Linked DNA regions of Mus musculus: regions 2, 3 and 4 are each linked to region 1. The links are chromatin loops, found by intact Hi-C in ENCODE. Cell type or tissue: heart. All regions are shown on one strand. Each heading gives the region's core, and the rest is flanking DNA. Links, peaks and the distances in the headings are about the cores only.

The links. Hi-C counts contacts between places; a loop is a spot of excess contacts. Peaks named below come from ENCODE experiments on the same cell type or tissue, not always from the same donor. Only the 100,000 strongest peaks of a DNase experiment are listed, where the experiment ranks them.
Region 2: a loop joins it to region 1, with 2.3 times the contacts of the local background. A loop is called at or near these places in 4 of 42 quality-filtered maps.
Region 3: a loop joins it to region 1, with 8 times the contacts of the local background. A loop is called at or near these places in 2 of 42 quality-filtered maps.
Region 4: it touches region 1 in a loop (8-fold over the local background); 13 of 42 quality-filtered maps call a loop at or near these places.

What each region holds. Positions count from the first base shown.
Region 1 is chr11:109,858,187-109,863,735 of GRCm38, forward strand. No RefSeq gene overlaps it. Among named protein-coding and RNA genes, the nearest start is that of 1700023C21Rik, 15 kb to the left of the region's middle. In heart, for the core only: a CTCF peak has its summit at 2,637 (motif pointing left); DNase peaks (open chromatin) are centred at 1,845, 2,185 and 2,615; H3K4me3 peaks cover 486 bases; H3K27ac peaks cover 375 bases.
Region 2 is chr11:109,799,670-109,805,218 of GRCm38, forward strand. The region is part of intron 2 of 1700012B07Rik (RIKEN cDNA 1700012B07 gene); the gene reads right to left. It overlaps Gm11683 (a long non-coding RNA gene), which reads left to right. Exons shown (of 2, transcript XR_389104.3): 2 at 2,341-3,127. Among named protein-coding and RNA genes, the nearest start is that of Gm11683, 5.3 kb to the left of the region's middle. In heart, for the core only: no CTCF peak of the experiment used is centred there; no DNase peak of the experiment used is centred there.
Region 3 is chr11:109,586,298-109,588,797 of GRCm38, forward strand. All of the region lies in intron 4 of Wipi1 (WD repeat domain, phosphoinositide interacting 1), which reads right to left. The region is part of intron 2 of Gm39442 (a long non-coding RNA gene); the gene reads left to right. Among named protein-coding and RNA genes, the nearest start is that of Gm39442, 9.2 kb to the left of the region's middle. In heart, for the core only: no CTCF peak of the experiment used is centred there; a DNase peak (open chromatin) is centred at 1,564; H3K27ac peaks cover 1,457 bases.
Region 4 is chr11:109,618,595-109,624,143 of GRCm38, forward strand. The region is part of intron 2 of Gm11685 (a long non-coding RNA gene); the gene reads left to right. Among named protein-coding and RNA genes, the nearest start is that of Gm11685, 8.2 kb to the left of the region's middle. In heart, for the core only: CTCF peaks have their summits at 2,844 (motif pointing left) and 4,000; no DNase peak of the experiment used is centred there; H3K4me3 peaks cover 190 bases; H3K27ac peaks cover 1,272 bases.

The DNA of each region.
Region 1 (5,549 bases), core at 1,621-4,120:
TAGCCTGGTCTACAGAGTGAGTTCCAGGACAGCCAGAGCTATACTGAGAAACCCTGTCTCAAAAAAAAAAAAAAAAAAAACAACCAAACAAAAGAATGAGCTCTCATAATCACACTAAAAAGGGAAGTAGACTTGGGACAAATTGGTGTTCAAGGAAAAACATTTAGGTCCAAGGATAAAGCCTATGTGGACCTATGTGTGTACTGTATGAGGCAAGGTCATGGAAAAACTGTTGCTTTGAACTTATAATGATCATACCGAATGAAACACTGCTTTAAACATAATATCAACATCTGTCTGTAACTCCCATTTATGTAACATTTTACCTCTGGGGTAATATTCTAAGGATTTTTTTTTTAAGAACATATACATAGGCCACAGAAAAGAAATAAAGTTGTTGGATGGTTTGGCTTACAGGGCTCTGCCCTATCCATCTATTCATAAACCCACCCAAATGTATATGCCTGTTTGTTTATTATACATATGAAGGTATGTGTATGTATGTAAGCATGCATGAACACTTGTGGAGTTGATGAGACAGATGGTTGGGCCCAACCAGTGTGCATGTGCATGCGTGTATGTGTGTGTGTGTGTAAGAATTTATGTCTAAAAGCTATTAAAAGATAAAAGCAATAAATAAAAGGTGATGTAACCATTTCATCCGATGTGTGTTTTCTGTGTGGCTGACTTCTTATTTCTTTCCTGGTTTACAGAGTTAACCAGCCAAGTCAGTAAGGGGCTCCTGGATGCCTGGCCAGAGAAGGGAGCTCTAGCAATAAATCCTTTACCTAGTCACTAGTCATCTCTGTTAGCAACAAGTATCAATAGGTCCAGAGGCCTGCAGCTTCTGCCCTCAGAGTAACTTAAAATCAAGATAGGTAAATGCTATTATAGAAAGCAACCCTACTCTCTCGCAAGATCAAGTCTTGCCCCTGCCAACACTCTCCAGCACCACACACCTCACTACCTTCAAGAGAGAACCAGAGCTCCAGAGCTGGCCCCCAGAACATATATATGCATGTATATATGTGTGCATATGAGCATATGCATATGCATGTGTGTGTGCATGAATATATATGCCTTTGTGTGTGTATGTGTGTGCCCTTGCACGCCGGTGTTTGACATCAAATGTGTTCCTTTTAACCTTTAATCTTCCCTACCTTTAGAAAACACAATACTTTTATTTCTTTTGTGAGAATCCATCCATGCATACAATGTATTTTGATCACCCTTCACTCCTTCCCCTAACTCTTCCCAAGTTCTTGTTTTTAGCCACTGGTTGCAGTTTGAGCTGCCCACATACTCATGGGTATGGGCAATCCACTGGAACTTAGGCAACCTCTCAGAGGCCACACCCTTAAAGAAAAATGGAGTCTGTCACTCCCAGAAGCCATCTATTGCCCATGCTCCTTAGTAAGTGGTAGGCTTGTGAGTCCCTCCATGCTGCAATGCTGACTGTCGTGGTCCTGTGCAGGTCTTGTACAGGCAACCACAGCTGCTGTGAGTTCACCAGTGCAGTGGTCCTACCGTGTCCGGAACACACATTTGCTCCGGTCCTCCCTGACCTCTGGCTTTGATTCTTCCAAAATATTCCTTTATGACTGATGTAGCAAGATGCCTATGAGTCCACCTTAGTATTTGAAAAAGGGTCTCTAACTGAGCCTGAAAGTCACTGTTCCAACCAAACTGGCTGGTTAGTAAGATCCAGGGATCTTCTCATCTGTACCCCCCCGCACCCCCCCCCCCCGAGAATCATGGGCCATGCCAATTCAATGCCCAGCTTACATGGGTGCTGGAGAATCCGAACTCAGGTGCGCATGAGGAACACCAAGTGCTTCACCCACTAAGCCACGCCTTCAGCCCCAGAAGCCATGGCTTCTAACTCTGGCATTGACCTTACTCCTGTATCTGGTTCTGTTTGTTTCCTCATTAAAAGCAGAAATGTAAAAACCTGAAGGCATTTTAAACCGTTCATACTGAGATCACGTGACTTAGAGAAACCCATGAATTAAGACGTTTTGAGACCTGTGGCTAAGTTCGGGGCTTAAATGACAGGGTAGAGTTCTGACGGCCAGCAGATAAACCAAACGGTTGCACAGAGGCACAGACAGATCCTGTCCCCCAAAGGATTGTGGGCAGCAGACATCCTGGGCGCAGCCTGAGTCATATCCGGTGTGCAAAAACATGCAAGTAAGCAGGCTACAGATCTTGGGTTTGGGCGACCTCAGTCTTTAGAGCAACCTCGATGATCGAGAAAGAAAGAAAACACAGCAAGGCACAGCTGTCTTTTACTGTAGGGAGAATTAGAGAAATGGGATAGTCAAACTTCGACAATGACACCCCCCCCCCCCACGCCCTTTCCTGCTGGCCCAGGGGTTTCCCATTTCCCTGGAGGAATTTGTGGGACTACTTTTAGCTTCTGCAAGGGAGGCGGCGTCTGAACAGGGACTTTTCTAGACCACAAAGACTGTAAACTTGCCTTTACTGGCCCTCAGCAATCTTCTTGGCTTAAATTGTATGCCTCTGCAGCTGCTTATTCATTGCTAGCTTTGAAAACCCCTGCAAACACGGCTCTGGATCCGATCTTTTCTCCAGAGAACCTGGCTCGCTGGGATAGAGCAGGAGCGCCACCGTGTGGCTGTGTGATTACTGCCGATTCTTTTTGGATGAGATAGGATGATGGGACTGGCTCATTTTTGTTACAAGGAAAGCAGGGCATCAGGGCCTAAGTGGGTCTGTGGCATCCCAAGATGATTTTAGTAGGATGTTGGTACATCACTTAGGGATCTCCAGAGAAGCAACTCATGCATATGTGGGTAGTAGCAAGCATGAAACTAGTGGGATGGGCTGGCCGACTGCAATAAGCAAAACTAGGGTTACAGCTCTTATCTATGTATCCTATCCTGTCTGTCCATCTGTCTGTCCTATTTATTGTGGATTTTTACATTTATCTTTATTTTTACATATTCACAGGTGTGTGTGTGTGTGTGTGTGTGTGTGTGTGTGTGTGTGTACAGGTGCCCACGAAGGCCCAGAGCTGGAGTTGCAGGTGGTTTTAAGTCAGCCGACATGGATGCTGGAAATCAAATTCAGGCACACAAGAGAGCAGCATGCTCTCACAACCACTGAGACATCTCTTCAGTCCCTAGGGTTACCGTTTTGAAGCAATACCACTTTGTAAAGAGCACTTCATGTCAAGTGGGTTTTCCCAGCATCAGTTATGAAGCCACTGGAGAACAAGTCACTGGAGTTTTATAGCAGGAGGGATAAGATGTACTAATGATGTAACAGACATTGATATGTCTTTCTTTTTTATTTTTTGCACAAACCCATTAGACTTGAATGAAGGGCTCAGCTCATCAGAGACTTTCCCATGGAACTCACATGTGCATCTTCTTTGGTTTGAAACAGGTGGTCCTATATGCATTACTTCCTTTGCTCTTTGCTGTGGCTAAATACTTGGAGAAACAAAAGCTCCTTTCTTTTATTTTAGGTCACTGTTTCAGAGGGTTCATCCTGGCTTTTAGCCTCACATGCTTGGGTAGAATATTATCCTGGGGGGGGGGGGCTCAGTGGAGGCTGTTCTTTGATTCTTAGCAGACAGGAAACACAGCTAAGGGGATTTTTTTTTTGGGGGGGGGGACTGGCATATGTAATTGTGGCATAAGCCATGAAGCTTGGCAACCAAGTAAGGTTTTTTTTTTTTTTTGAGGATGGCCCACCACTTTGCATGGCTGTGACAGGTGAGCTCTGACAGGCATGGACCCCAGAGACGTCATCCCAGGATTGCTTCTCACCGATGTTATGACTTTCCCATCACTATTACATAGCCCAATGATTCCTGGGCACCAGCCCACCCAATTGGGCAAATTTCCTGCAGATCAACATGAAGATGAACTTTCATAAATTAGTGCTGTTTAGATGAATTAATGACTTTATAGAATTCCTGGTTTGATTCAAATAATTTTAGGAAGAAAGTTTAAGGAGACGGTTTTAGTCGTTTTGCCAGAAAGATGTAATATAGTTAGAATCAAGAATAGAATGTACCCACTCCTCATAGAATAGTAAAGGCTGCATAATTAGGAACACAATGAGCTTTCATAAATTACAGGAAAAAAAAGAGAAACAGGCTTGGGGCAGAATTGTGATCAAGGAAAAACATTCATTCTAGGTCAGGTGCAAGGATGAAGCCACAGGTATGCACCATGATAGAGCAAGGCCATGGGAAACTGTTGCTTTGAACTTATAATGAGCTTATAGAATGTAACACTGCTTTGAACTTACTACGGACATCCTTCTGTAACTCCTTTTTGTGTAACATTTTATCTGTGGGCTAATTTTATAAAGAACTTTTGTCTAAGGAGTTATAAAAAGGCTGAGAGGGAAAAAAATAGTGTGGCTGTTGTGGCTTTGCTCCATTCGCCAAATGTACATATCTGTAAATATGTGTGTGTATGTATGTGTCTGCATGTACACACATATGTAGGTATATGTGCATGTATGTAACTATGCATGTGCATTTGTGAAATTGATGAAACTGATGGTTTTGTGTGTGTGTGTGTGTGTGTGTGTGTGTGTGTGTGCGCGCGCGGGTGGGCATGGCTTACTTTTTATCCTATTTCTTTCTCTCTGGCTCATGAAGGGTTACTGAGCTCCTTGGAGCCTCTCAGGCCAGTCAGAGACGCCCCAGTCAAAGAGTAAAGAGCCCAAGTAACTAAGTTTCTTTTCTTAATCCCTTGCGGCCATCAGCAGGAGTTAATTGCCAGAAGCCATCAGCTTCTTCCCCGCCCCCCCCCCCCACCCCAAAGTAAGAGAAAGTAAATGGCCTGAGGTTATCAGCCTCTGGTCCACCTACTCACTACTCCACCTCAGTGCCTGAATGTTAGGATGGGACCCGAACACAAGTGGAGGCTGTGAAGTCCAACAATGGCTGTCTGTACCCTAGAGAGGCAGAGAAGATGGAAGCCTCAGGCGGCCAGTGAAGACGCCCACTCAGATGCTGATGGGAGAAGTCACTAGTGAGACTCAGAGACCATCGAAGCTGGAGTCAGCTTTCCAATGGTGATGGAAGCAATCACAGATCACCGCCCCCCCCCCCCCCAAGAACGATGCCTTCACATGCTGGCTGTCATCTTCCTCTTCTTCATCCCTACCTGTTGGGTAGTGCTGTCCACAGCCAGGGAGGGTCTTTCTCTCTCAGTTATCAGTCCACGTGTCAATCCTGTTTGCAGATTCTCTCCAGACATACTCATTGGCCTCTCTAGGTCCTGTCAAATGAACTGCTTGTGAGATGGCTCAGCAGTGAAAAGTACCTGACACATAAGCCTAATGATCTCTGGCGCCCCTAGTGGCAGGAAAGAACAGACTCCTGAAAGTTGTCCCCTGAGCTCCACACTTATGCCATGGAATATGCTCACACCCTTCACCCTACACTTATTAACTAATTAAAAAATTAAAAATTAAACTAATTAAAAATTAACTGTCACTCTATGCAACGGTGCCTTCAAATCCCATTATAAACGTAATCCCAAGCATTTTGCTTCATCGTC
Region 2 (5,549 bases), core at 1,315-3,814, 59 kb before region 1:
TCCTTGCACCTCTAGTTGGAGCAATAAGACAACTAAAGGAGAGCAAGGAGATACAAATTAGAAAGGAAGAAGTTAAAGTATCACTATTTGTGGATGATATGATAATATACACAAGTGACCCCCAAAATTCTACCAGAGAACTCCTACCGCTAATAAACACCTTCAGCAAAGTGGCTGAATACAAAATTAACTCAAAGAAATCAGTAGCACTCCATTTTACAAAGGATAAACAGGTTGAGTAAGAAGTTAGGGGGACAGCACACTTCACAAATAACCTCAAATAATATAAAATACCTTGGTGTAACTCTAAGCAAGTAAGTGAAAGACCTGAATGACAAGAACTTCAAGTCTCTGGAAAAAGAAACTGAAGAAGATATCAGAAGATGGAAAGATCTTCCATGCTCATGGATCAGTAGGATTAACATAGTAAAAATGGCTATCTTACCAAAAGCAATCTACAGATTCTATGAAATTCCCATCAAAATTCCAACACAAGGTTCTTTATAGACCTTGAAAGAACACTCTCAATTTCATATGGAAAAAAAAGGGGGGGGGACCTTGGTAGCTAAAATAATCCAGGACAATAAAAGAACTTTTGGAAATATCACCACCCCTGTTGTCAAGCTGTACTATAAAGCAATAGTAATAAAAACTGCATGGTATTGGTATAGAAACAGACAGGTTGATCTATGGTATAGAACCCAAGAAGCAGAAATAAACCCATACACCTTTGGACACTTAATACAATGGGAAAGAGAGAGCATCTTCAAATAACGCTGGTCTAACTGGGTGACTGCATGGAGAAGGATGCAAATAGATTCATATGTATCATCCTGCATAAAACTCAAGTCCAAGTGGATCAAAGACCTCAACGTAAAACCAGATACACTAAATCTCATAGAACAGACAGTGAGCCTAACCTTGAACTCGTTGCTATCGGAGACAACTTCCTGAAGAGAGCACCCAGGGCTCAGGCACTAAGATCAATAATAAATGGGAACTCCTGAATTTAATTAACAAGTGGGACCTCATGAAACTGAAAAACTTCTGTAATGCAAAGGACACTGTCATTAGGATAAAATGACAGCCTACAGGATGAGAAAAATATCTTCATCTGACAGAGGGCTAATACCTAAAATATCTAAAGAGCTGAAGAAGTTAGACACAAAACACCAAAAATAATCCAATTAAAAGATGGGGTACAAAGCTAAACAGGGAATTTTCAACAGAGAAATATCTAATAGCCAAGAAGCACTTAAAGAAATGTTTAATGTAATTAATCATCAGGGAAATGCAAATCAAAGCAACTTTGAGAGAGTTGCTTTACACCTTACACCCATCAGAATGACTGAGATCAAAACTGATGGGAGTGCAAACTTGTACAGCCACTCTGGAAATCAATTTGGTGGTTTCTCAGAAAACTGGGAAAAGTTCTACCTCAAGATCCAGCTATGCAACTCTTGGGAATATATCCAAAAGATGCTCCACCATCCCACAAAGACACTTGCTCAACTCTGTTCATAGCAGCTTTATTTGTAATAGCCAGAAACTGGAAACAATACAGATGTCCCTAAACTGAAAAATGGATAAAGAAAATGTGGTTCATTTATAACAATGGAGTAATACTCAGCTATTAAAAACAAGGACATCATGATCATTTTGCAGACAAATGGATGGAACTAGAAAATATTATCCTGAGTGAGGTAACCCACATACAAAAGGACGTTCATGGCATGTACTCACTGATAAGTGGATATTAGTCATAAAGTACAGGATAACCATGCTACACTCCACAGACCCCCAAAAAGCCAAATAACAAGGAGAATCCACAGGAGGATGCTTGAATCTTTCTCAGAGGGGAAATAAAATAAATATCAGAGGTGGATGGAGGAGGGAACTGGGTGGGAAAGAGAACAGAAACCAGTAGGGGCAGCATCTCTAAGATGTGTCAGAGACCTGGGACAGGGGTGGGGGTGGGGGGAAGCTCCAGGGAGTCTATGGGGGTAACTCTAGCAGAGAATCCTAGCAGTAGGGGGTAGGAAGTCTTAGGCGGGCCACCTCCAGTGGCCAGGCAGGACTTCCAGTGAAGAAATAAGAACACCAACTTATCCAAAAAAAAAAAAAAAAAAAAAAAAAAAAAAAAAAACCAAAAAAAAAAAAAAAAAACAAAAACAAAAAACACCCTTGACCTAAAATGTATCCTGCCTACAAAATGTGCAGGGGAAAAGATGGAGCAGAGATGGAGGGAATGGCCAACTGATGACCAGCCGAAATTGAAACCCATCCCATGAGCAATTACCAATCCTCGACACTATTAATGATTCTCTGTTATGTTTGCAGACAGGAGCCTAGCAAAACTGTCCTCAGAGAGGCTCCACCCAACAGCCGATGGAAACAGATTCGGAGACCCACAGCCCAATATTAGATGGAGCTCACTTGAGTCTTGTGGAGGAGTCGGAGGGATGATTGAGGGGCCTGAAGAAGATCGAGACTCCACAAGAAGACCAACAGAATCAACTAACCTGGACCTTTGAGGGCTACCAGAGACTGAAACACCAACCAGAGAGCAAACATGGGCTGGGCCTACCCCAACCCCCAGCACATCTGTAACAGCTGTGCAACGTGGTCTTCATGTGGGTCCCCAACAACTGAAGCAGGGGCTTTCCCTGAGTCTGTTGCCTTCCTGTGGATCCCATTCCCCTAACTGGCCTGCCTTGTCTGGCCTCAGTGGGAGAGGATGAGTCTTGTCCTGCAGTGACTTGATGTGCCAGGGTGGGGTGATATGGGGGGGGGGCAGAAAGAGCTCCTCTTTCACAAAAGAGATGGGGAGTGGGGAGTGAGGGGAGGAGGCATAGGGTAGACTGGGAAGAAGGGGGTTGATATTGAAATATAAAGTGAATAAGTAAATAAATTGATAAGAAAAAAAAACAGAAAGAAGTCAGCTCACTGAACATTTCCCCTTAGAAGCCAAGGTAGATATAAAACCACGACTCAGCCTTTTCTGAGGAGAAAGGGAAGATGGTGGAGGGTGAGGTGAGAGGAGGGTCTAAGAGGAGTGGACTGAGGGGAAGCTACAACAGGGATGTAAAGTAAATTAATTAATAATAAAATGTGACTCAGAATCGTCTTTCAGAGTCTGCTAAAACATTTAATTCTGAGGTCCGTGCTGGTATGTGGGAAGCATTTTTTTTTCCTTTTTCCTTTGAGCTTGTGTTCTGAGCATGCACATCTGTGCTGACACACGTGGAGGATGGCGGTCACTCCTGGGTGCTGTCTGTGTCTCATGTACTGTCTGCCTGTATTTTTAGGCAGGATCTCGAACTGGCCTGGAACTTGCCTGTTAGGCTAGACTGGGCCATGGATTTCAAACGTCCATCTTTCTCCTTGTCCTAGTGTTGGGGGTTTCAGATGTGTGCCCACATTTATTACATGGTGCTGGGGGTCAAACTCATGCTTGTGCAGTGAGCACTTCACTGACAGACATCTCTCCAGCTCTGAACATTTTCATCAGTGGAGTCAGGTGATGGCTGGGCTACCATGGTTTAATGGGGTGTCTGGAATTTAACAGAGGCTCAATAAATGTTTGGGAAACAAGTTCATGGGGGGAGGGCTGTGAAGATGCCTGTCTGAGCTGAAACTGGACTTTTCTTCCAGGATGCTCTGCCTCTTGGGATGCCTGTCAAGAATTCGAAGCAGTGTGTGGTGTACTGGGAGGGACTGCCCCTTTAGATCCCAGGCACCAGAGCTCACGTGGCTTTCAATCTCAAATGTCTTCCACTACTCCAGCATTATCTTAAGAGGAATCTAGTCTCATGGGGCTTTGCTGAGACCCCCTTAGCCACTAACTGTTGGCCTTTGCAGCCAGTATTGCTGGACTCAGGGATTGTTCATCCAGCAGGCATCAGGGGCAGCCCCTCCCAGGCTGGGATGGAGGTGGCCCTGGGGAAGAGGAAAGGCACAGGGAACGGGGGAGTGGGAGACTCCAGGCTGCTCTTTATTTATTGTGAGATAACCAGGACATTTGACTACTTTTAAAATTCTTTCTTTAGTGATGGTTTTTAGGGGTGAGGGGGAGGGGGAGGGGGAGGGGAGGGGGAGAAGCAGGGAGGCATTCTCTGGAAGTGATTAAACCCGGAGATAACACATACTCATAGAAAACTGGAAATTTTGAAAGAAGACTTGTTTGTAACCTCAGAATTAATCCCATGCCCTTGATGCTGAAAATGCTTCTCTTTGAGCACAGAAAGAGAAGTATTTCCTACTTAACTCTGAGCCTTTTAAAGTAAAAAATAGGTTTCTGCTGAACAACTCTGTTTCCTCTTAAGAAAAGGACATGTACTTGGCAAATACTCTACACTGAGCTGCACCCCTACATCTTTGGGTTTTATTCTTGTTCCTTTGAGGAAACGGCCTTGCCATGTGCAGGCTCTATAAAAATATTAACTTACCCGTCTCCGCTACCATGCCCATGTCTGTGTAGGCCTCAGGACAACCCTGGGTGTCACCTTTGGCTCTCCCGTACCTTTGAGACAGGCTCTCTCATTTTCTTGAAGCTCGCCAATTAGGCTGGTTGGTGGACAAGTTTTCCAGATCTTCCCATCTGCACCTCCCCAGTGCTGAGACTCACACCTAGCACTTTCTGCAGCTTTATCTGGGCTCGGAGGGATTGGACTTAGGTTTTTGTTCTCTCACGGCAAGCCCTGTATGGACTGAACCTTTTAGAGCTATTTTAAAAGGGGTTTTCATGTTCATAGTAGGGGTACTAAATTTTCGCTGGCTGGAGAGTAGCAGCTCCCGGCTCTGGTAGTGTGTAGGAGCCTCCCATGGAGGCTTTCAAAAAGTCCAGTGCGCAGGTGTCCCCATGCCCACTGAGGTTGAGTTTTGCTGAGCAGTGCTTTGGACAAACCTCTGGGTGATTTCCACTAGGGCAGCAGGGACTCATACACCACCCGGTTAGAATCTGGACTTACCTGTGTAGACTCTGGCGACCAAATAGATGCTCCTCTGTGTTGCATGCTAGAAGCCAAATCGGGGGTGGGGTGGGGGGTGGGGTGGGGTTAAGGGTGGAAATGATCGCCTTATGGATTGCAGTGTTTGACTGGTTTAAGCACCTTTTGTTTCTGACAATGGCTTCCATATGCTTAAAAAAGAAATAAAAACCACACTGGGTTTTAAAATATCTATCTATCTATCTATCTATCTATCTATCTATCTATCTATCTATCATCTATCTATCTATCCACCTATCTATCTAAAAGTCATTCAGTTGTATTAAAGCTTTAAGGCTTCTTGCCAACTTCTGCATCAGGGAAAAGCTGTTAATGCAAGAGAAACACTGTAATTTCTAAACATTTTAATTTGATTCTGTTAGCGTTACTTTCACAGCTGCCTCATGTAACTCAAGCTGGCCTCAGATTCTCTGTGTAATCAAGGTCGGCTTGAACATCTGACCCTCTTTCATCTGCCTCCCAAGCACTGGGTGACATACATGCATCGCCATGCCTGGCTTGTGATTTCTTTTAAAACAAGTGTTATGTTAATATTGTTTG
Region 3 (2,500 bases), core at 1-2,500, 270 kb before region 1:
AAAGTCATAAAAATTGCTCTCTGAGTTGCTGATTTGAATTTCATTTTAAAATGGTTAAGTGAACCAAGGCGGTGGTGTTGCACATACACTTTTAGTCCCAGCACTTGGGAGGCAGACACAGGATCTCTGAGCTTGAGGCCAGCCTGGTCTACACAGTGACAGCCAGGGCCACACAGGGAAACCCTATCTTGAAAAACAAAAACCAAACAAAACAGAAAGTTAAACGAACCTTGGCTTGGGATTTGAACACAACTCACGCAATGCTCCTAAATATACTTCCTGGTGTTTGAAGTAATGCTTTTGGCACTACCAACTATAAAATAAAAAAAACACAGAATCATATGTTCAGCTGAGATTAGATTGCTCATGTGAAAAGAAGCAAGCTTTCTGTGTCATCAGTATGGAAACTTTACTGTCTTCAGGAAATGGTGAGATTATACCCAAGAATTATTTTAAAACAAATTTATGATCTATTATCAGCCAGTGTTTGATATATATATATATATCTATTTTGTCTGCATATATGCTCAGAGCCATTTAAAAAAAATTCTTGAACTGAGAAGGGGCTGTTGGGGGGGAGGAGTTTAAGAAATCCCGTTCTGAACAAAGGATTTGAATCGAGAAAACCTTCAGGAGACCTCTCGACTTAACACTGGCAGTGACCCCTCCACTGCTGAGCACTCAGACCTCGGGATACAAAGAATATTCTCTTTCACAGTTTTCAGCCCAAGGCTCTCAATCAGAGGTTCGCTCTCTTCCAATCCCATTACCCTCTGGAGCCCTGTGAGAGTTCACTCCTAACCGAACAGGACTTCCCAGTGGGAAAGGTCAGCGTGCTTTAGCTTTTCCTGAGTACGATTAAATACAGTTAGCTAGGAACTTCACGTTCAACTACCGGAAAGGCAAACGTTTTCTATCTCATCATCCACGCTGATAAGGGAGGGCGGAGCCTCCTCGGAGTGGAAGTCACTGGAGGTCTGCACTTTGGTTGAGGCGGCAAGCCTGGCCTTTGAGAGAAAACTTGCATCGGAACATGTTGGATGTAAGATGCCTCGATATCTTTTGGAAGTAAAGGAAGCCAAGGAAACTCTGGAGGTGACAGGAGCCATTTTTATTATAAGGATAATGGGGTGGGGTGGGGACAGTGTCCCTGCAGCACTGAGGGGAGATTTCTCACCCCAGTGACTGAGGTTAGTGGTCATACACGGTAGGAACTCCAGAGCCAAAGCTTAACCGGAAAACGATCTTCAAGAAGATCATATGAGAGATATCTTCTTAGATAATAATAAAAACAATAATGCTGGCTAGCTTTGTTGTAAACTGGTGTATTCAGTGGGTTCTTATAAAAAGCATTTGTAAAATGCTAGACCCAGGCTAAAAGGCTCCTTACTTATCCTGAAGGGGAGGAGACGGCGGGGGGGGGGTACAAAACCAGTTATGACTTGAAACTAGGTCCTGCTTCCTGCTCTGGCCTCTGAGTATACAGCCAGGCCTCTGTCTGCGCTTATCTCTTGCTGCACAGAACTCCACGAGGAGGCTGGCTGGCTGCCCTTAACTGCAGGTGCCAGCACAGCTGCGAGCCCCTACCTGGTCAAAGTCACTCGGGGGCCTTTGGCACCATGAGAGGCCACCTTCCCCGCTGCTCTCTGAGCCTTGGCTCCCGACTCTGTGAGGGCTCCAGATGTAATTTCAAGGGCAGCTGGGGGTGTGGGGGTGGACAGAGGTACTCTGGCCCCGAGACATGGAAGAGAGAATGAGATTGCGTGGGTTTGGGTGGGTGTCAGGTGGGACAGTGGCAGGGGACAGATTGAGATGCAGAGTACAGAGGAACTTGTGTTGACCGAACCGAATGCTTGTGATCTTGCAGGGAAGTGCTAACAACCACGTGGGGAAAGAAGAAAAAAAGCATAGTGAATGGGGCGGGGTAGAATGCTTCCTTTATAAGCTAGAGGGCCTAGATTCAGAGCCTAAGATCCATGTCAAACAAACGAACACCTAGCTTTACACACACACACACACACACACACACACACACACACACACACACACACACACACCCTGAGATGAGTAATCACTTCATAATTACTAGGAATAACTCCAATTTCAAAGGGCAGCTAGAGATGGAGAGATGGCTCAGTAGTTAAGAGCACTGGCTGCTCTTCTCGAGGACCCAGGTTTGATTCCCAGCACCCACGTGGCAGCTCAGAGCTGTCTCTAACTTCTGTTCTGGGGGAATCTGGTGCCTTCTTCTGGCCCCCACTGGCATCAGGCACACATGGTGCACAGATTCCCATGCAGGCAAAACACCCATTCACGTAAAAAAATTTTTTTGAGGAAGCTAATAAATGCAGGTGAGGAGATGGAAACACTGGATGCTGTGTACAGGGGTGTGAACTGGGGCAGTGTGTTAGAGAGCAACCTGGGAGGTCTCAGAAGTTAATCACAGTTATCACATGACCTGGAAATTCTACTCTCACGTGCACACCAGAGAGAAATGACA
Region 4 (5,549 bases), core at 1,533-4,032, 240 kb before region 1:
CTCCAAGGAGACACAGTTTTCCAAAAGGAAACCAATGTACTACGGTGACTGACTAGCCAAGAGACTTTAAAACACTTGTTTCCGGGCCATGGGTTAACCTGGGCTTCTGGGTGAGCCTGGGATAGCTGATAAATAGTATTTAAACAACGAACTTTGGGAGCTGGGGTTATGTCCCAGTTGGTAGAGTGTTTGCTTAGGATACATGACATCCTGGCTTCAATTTTCACCACCATGAAAGCTAGTGGGCACATGTTCTGTAATCTCAGTACCCAGGAAGTAAGGGTGCGAGGGTGAGGAGTTTAGGTGAGCCTTGGCTACAGAGTGAATTCAAAGCTAGTCTAGACTAAATGAGACCCTGTCCCAATAAAAACACAACAAATCAAAAGAAACCAGGTTCTGTCTTATTTTTGTGAAAGGTTTCCTCTCAGTCCACCACCCTGAAATTGGTTGGGTGGAGGTGACAAGAATGGAGAGCTTCAGCCGGTTGTGGTGGTGCACGCTTTAATCCCAGCACTTGGGAGGCAGAGGCAGGCGGATTTCTGAGTTCGAGGCCAGCCTGGTCTACAAAGTGAGTTCCAGGCTATACAAAGAAACCCTGTCTCAAAAAGAGAGAGAGAGAGAGAGAGAGAGAGAGAGAGAGAGAGAGAGAGAGAGAGAGAGCTTCTTGGCGGACAGCGCCATCTAGTGATACGACCCGATATTTAGTTCCATGCTGATGGAGTGGACCTCCTTATGGAGATCAGCTTGATGTCAAAGTCCTGCAAGAAGAGACCTGAAGACATTATCTTGTTCTTTTTTTTTTTTTAAGATTTATTTATTTTATGTATATGAGTACACTATAGCTGTCTTCAGACACACCAGAAGAGGGCATTGGATCCCATTACAGATGGATGTGAGCCACCATATCGTTGCTGAAAATTGAACTCAGGACCTCTAGAAGAGCAGTTGGTGCTCTTAACCACCATACCATCTCTCCAGTCCCCATCTCTTGCTCTTTTAAAATCTATTTTCTTTATGTCAGCGTGAAATACGCTCACTTCTTTCGCCACTTTCTTGTAGGAGAAGAAGTTTGGAAGGTGTCTGCCTATTTAGTCAAGAGCTTGGGTCTTACTGAGTGTTCTTTTTGAGCCAACCATTGCTCTAGGTCCTGGGGATAAATCACTGTATAAAAATAAAAATAAAAAACTCCAAGCTGACATAACTAGACAGACAATGGACTCGGGAAATAAAGTAGGTGCTGCCTTAGATACTGGCCTAAGGACACAAAGGGAAAGGTTGGGGATTGGTAGGGATACAGTGTTGTTTTTTTTTTTTTTCCTTAGAAATAGAAATAGAAAGTTCCATTTGATAAAAGAACAAGAGGGAGAAGGAAGTGGCTTTTGCAGTCGTGAAAGATAGGAAGCATTTGGAGCCAAAGTGCTCATAGCAGAGCAAAGAAACATGGTGTCGGGCAGAAAGGGAAGTAAGAAAAAGGACCAGGTAGCTCTTGTGTGGTGGGAGGTGAGAAACCTTTAATAGTTTAATTTGTTTTATTGTTTATTATAATATTATTATTATTAATCGTTGAGACAGGGTTTCACGTATTTCAGCCTGGCCTTGAACTTGCTATGTAGCTTAGAATGTCCTTGAATTCTGATCTTCCTGTTGCCACACATGTTGGGATCACACGTGAGCATTTACTATCCCTGGTTTATGAGCTCCTGGGGCTCGAACCTAGGACACTCTGCATATCAGGCAAGCACTCTACCACCGGAGCTACACCCAGCTCTTTCATTTATATTTGCTGTGTTGAAAAGAAATCGAAAGTCTTGGGGAATTCACAATTCACTTCAGCCCTTTAAAAGCCCTGGGAAGCAGACTGCACCGGCCTTGACAGTCAACAACAAGGCCACTGAGGCCTAAATTCAGCTGCTCAGGAGGGTGTTTAAGTCAAGGCCCAGCGGCAGCTGTGAAATAGCATCAAATGACTCACTCCGGATGGATGCCCTTCCCAGACCCAAGCTTCTCCCGCTTCCTGATTTCTGAGATGCCAACTCTTAAACCACCTGCCTCTCGCCACAGTCTATCCTGGTGTGATTCCAGCTCTTTCTACCCTTTGCTGATAGAATCATTTAACATGAACCTGGCTAAGAGTTTTCTCACACTCTTTTACCAAGATGCCTCGTGGTTCCTTTGTGGGGTGCGTTCTCCTGTAGATGTAATCTAATAGAACGAGCAGAGCTCAGTATGCCACACACCTAAGCTCGAGAAAAGCCAGGTGAAACAATTCCTTCCTACTGTAAAATCCTGTAGCTTAGTTGAGATGTTTTGTGTGCCAATTAGAAAAGTCTGTTAGTTACAAAAAGAATGACGACTATATTGACCAATATTTTATAATAGAAAGAATGGATTATTTTTTTGTGAGTTGCACTATGCCTGTCTGGTCCCTCACCAGGTTTACATTTTTCACTTACTGTTTGGCTGTCTTGACTTGACTAAAAGCTTAAAATAAGTCCCCATGTCTACCTTGCAAGCCAGGACCTCCCTTGTACCAGCAGGAGATCAGAAAAGGTCTGTCTGGGCGGAGCCCCTGAACTCATCTGCAGGATACCACAGCCCTAATGACTTCAGAAGGAGACACAGCTCAGCAATGTGGTTATCCAAATTTCACCTGCCCTTCCTCCTGCCGTTCATAGGTCATTCAGCCCCTCTTAGTAGACTTTCCCAGTGATCATTGGAAGGAGGACCCTGCAAGTGGTGTATAGAGGGTCTGTCTGTTGTGGATACTTAACGCTAGAATCTTCAGCTAAAGTAGTCAGATTATGACTCAGAGCCTCATTACTGCCATCTGCTGGTGTCCACTGTGACAACACTAGAGATTTCTTCTCTGGATCATCACATGTATCCAATCATGTATACATTTTTCTATCTTATGTTAAAGTGGTGAATCACACCAAATGATTTTTTTTAACTGAGGTGAAGTTTGCACTGAGTTATCTGTTCAAGTGAAGGACCCCCTAGAGTTTCATACATTTACAATTCCTGAGCACATTACTCAAAAGGACTGGAGAAGTTGTAGCTCAGTGGTAGAGTGTTTGCCTAATGTGCAAAAGGTCCCGGGGTTCAATTCCTATGATGGGAAAAGCAAGCACAAATTATATCCCTCAGAAGAAAACCTAGAGCTAGTGAGCATTGCTCAGCAGATAAAGGCACTTGCACCAGTAGACAGACCTGGGTTTTGATTTTTTGAGACCCACATGGTAGAAGGAGAGAACCAACTCCTGAAACTTTGACTTTCACTTGGATGCACTGCAGGGGCACATCTCCCCTTACCATGGACAGCCAGCCATTAAGCAATTATTTCCTCCCTTCCTCCCTAGCCTCCCCTGACCCCCAGGCCGCTGGGATGCCTTCTGCTTCTATGGTTTACCTATTTTAGAATATTTTTAAAAAGTAATTTAAATAAAACATTATTTGCGTATGTGAGTGCTTTGCCTGCACGTACAGCCGTGTGACAAGCACATGCCTGGGTGCACTTGGGGGTCAGAAGGGGGTATCTGATCCCCTGGAACTGGAGTAACAGACCGTTGTGAGTTGTTCGGTATGGGTGTTAGCACCCAGTCTCGGGTCCTCTGCAAGAGCCATGCATACTCTTAACCACTGAGCCATCTTTCCATCCTTACTATCGTATTTTCTCAGACAGGGTCTCTCACTGAACTCGGAGCTCATGGATTTGGCTGGACCGGTTGGCCAGTGAAGCCTCAGCATCCTCCTGTCTCTTCCTCTCCAGACCCGAGTTTACAGATGAGACCCGCGGGGCTTAGCTTTAATTATTTCTAAATTATTTTTTAATATACATATATCTGACATCTGAAATGAGGTCCTCACGCTTGTCAACTGAGCCACCACCCCAGGCTCGGTCCCTTTCATTTTTACGTATTTATTCTCTTGCTAAAATTCCTCAGTATGCCACCAGATCTTCAGATAAAAGAGGACATGATGTCATTCAAGCTAGGCTCAGCTGGGGGCAGCTTATCAGGCCGGAGAACAGAGCCAGTCACATCCATGATACAGAAAGATCACCACTTCCGTACACCGGAAGCTTTGCTCTCCTGAAGACCTGGAGTGACATCAGAAGCCCCGTCTAGGAGGCAGCTGGTGCCGGACTCTGGGGCTTAGGGTAGGGCAATGTTTGGGATCAGAAGCCCTGGAAATGATTGTAATCTGAGCCGTAGGGGCTGAAGTTGGGAGGGGAGGGGCGATGCAATGGAAAAATGTGTCAGCTGGCGAAGAACTGGGAAGCGGTGTTTGATTTGAGTATCCTTTTAATTTTAGAAACACTATCAGGAAGGAGGCTGCCTTGTGAGTTGAGCCGCCTGCACCGGCTCTAAATCACACGTCGCCGATGAGTGTAGATCCTTGTTATAAATGGAAACGTGGACTGGCAGGTCCTTACTGACTGTAACTGAGGGTCTGGCTAACGTCAGTACCTAGAATGTTCGGGATCTAGTTTCCTTATGAAGTATAAATACATACAAGGGATACAAAGTTATTTGTTCTCTTCAAAAATAAGACCACTTTTACTGTGGCAGAGCTGAAGTGGATCCAGCTAGGAATGCTTTTTGGTATATGTATGATTTAGTAATTATAGATGTATAATGTATGTCTATTTGTAGAACATTAGCCCCAGAGACCGCTAAGTGCTTTCAAGAAAAGCACCAGGTAGAGCAAGCATTGTCTCAAACACATTCCAAGCTGGCGCCTTCCTAGGTTCCAGCTTTCCTCTCCCTTCTCCAGAGATTTGCTCAGCCTCTACCTGCACGTGGCCCCGAGTGACCCGCTCTCTGGAATGTTCTGTGTGCCTCTGACTCTCAATTCCAGGAGCTTTCAACACACACACACTTCTGCTGTCATTCCTGGTGGATCACTTGAGCCTGGGGCCTTGAAGGAATCTGGTTTCAAGGGGGTCTTGAGATGGTGGGAGAACTGCCATTTGAAAAAGAGACCGGTCATTGATTTGTCTTATCGGTGGGATGTTCTATCCTTCTGTCCTCCCAATTCATGACTATGGTGTATAATATTACATCCATTTGAAGTGAAATGTGCAGTTTCCCATGACTATATAGTCCTTTGTCCTTCCATTCCAGGTAATTTGGTTACATTAGCCCGTGCATTTACTTCAAGGCTGATTATAAATAACCTGAAATGTCTTGCATACAGTCTCCTCCCTCTCAAAGGCCAATTCTGCTAGGCTAGGGTTTGCTGTAGATTCTCTCTTCCCAGAACAATGCCTGACCTCAGAGTAAGTGCTTATGACCGCCTCACTGGCTGACTACCTATGACAGAATTGGTAATTTAAATGTAATAAAAACCTCTGCTCCAAGCCCAGGGAGATGGCTCAGCGGATTGAAACACTTTACTTCCCAGGTAAGGATCCCCAGGACCCATGAGGTAAAAGAAAGAGCCGACTCCCTCACATATTCCTCTGATCTTTGCACATTATGCCATGACAGCACACAGACACAGACACACACACACACACACACACACAGACACACACACACACTATT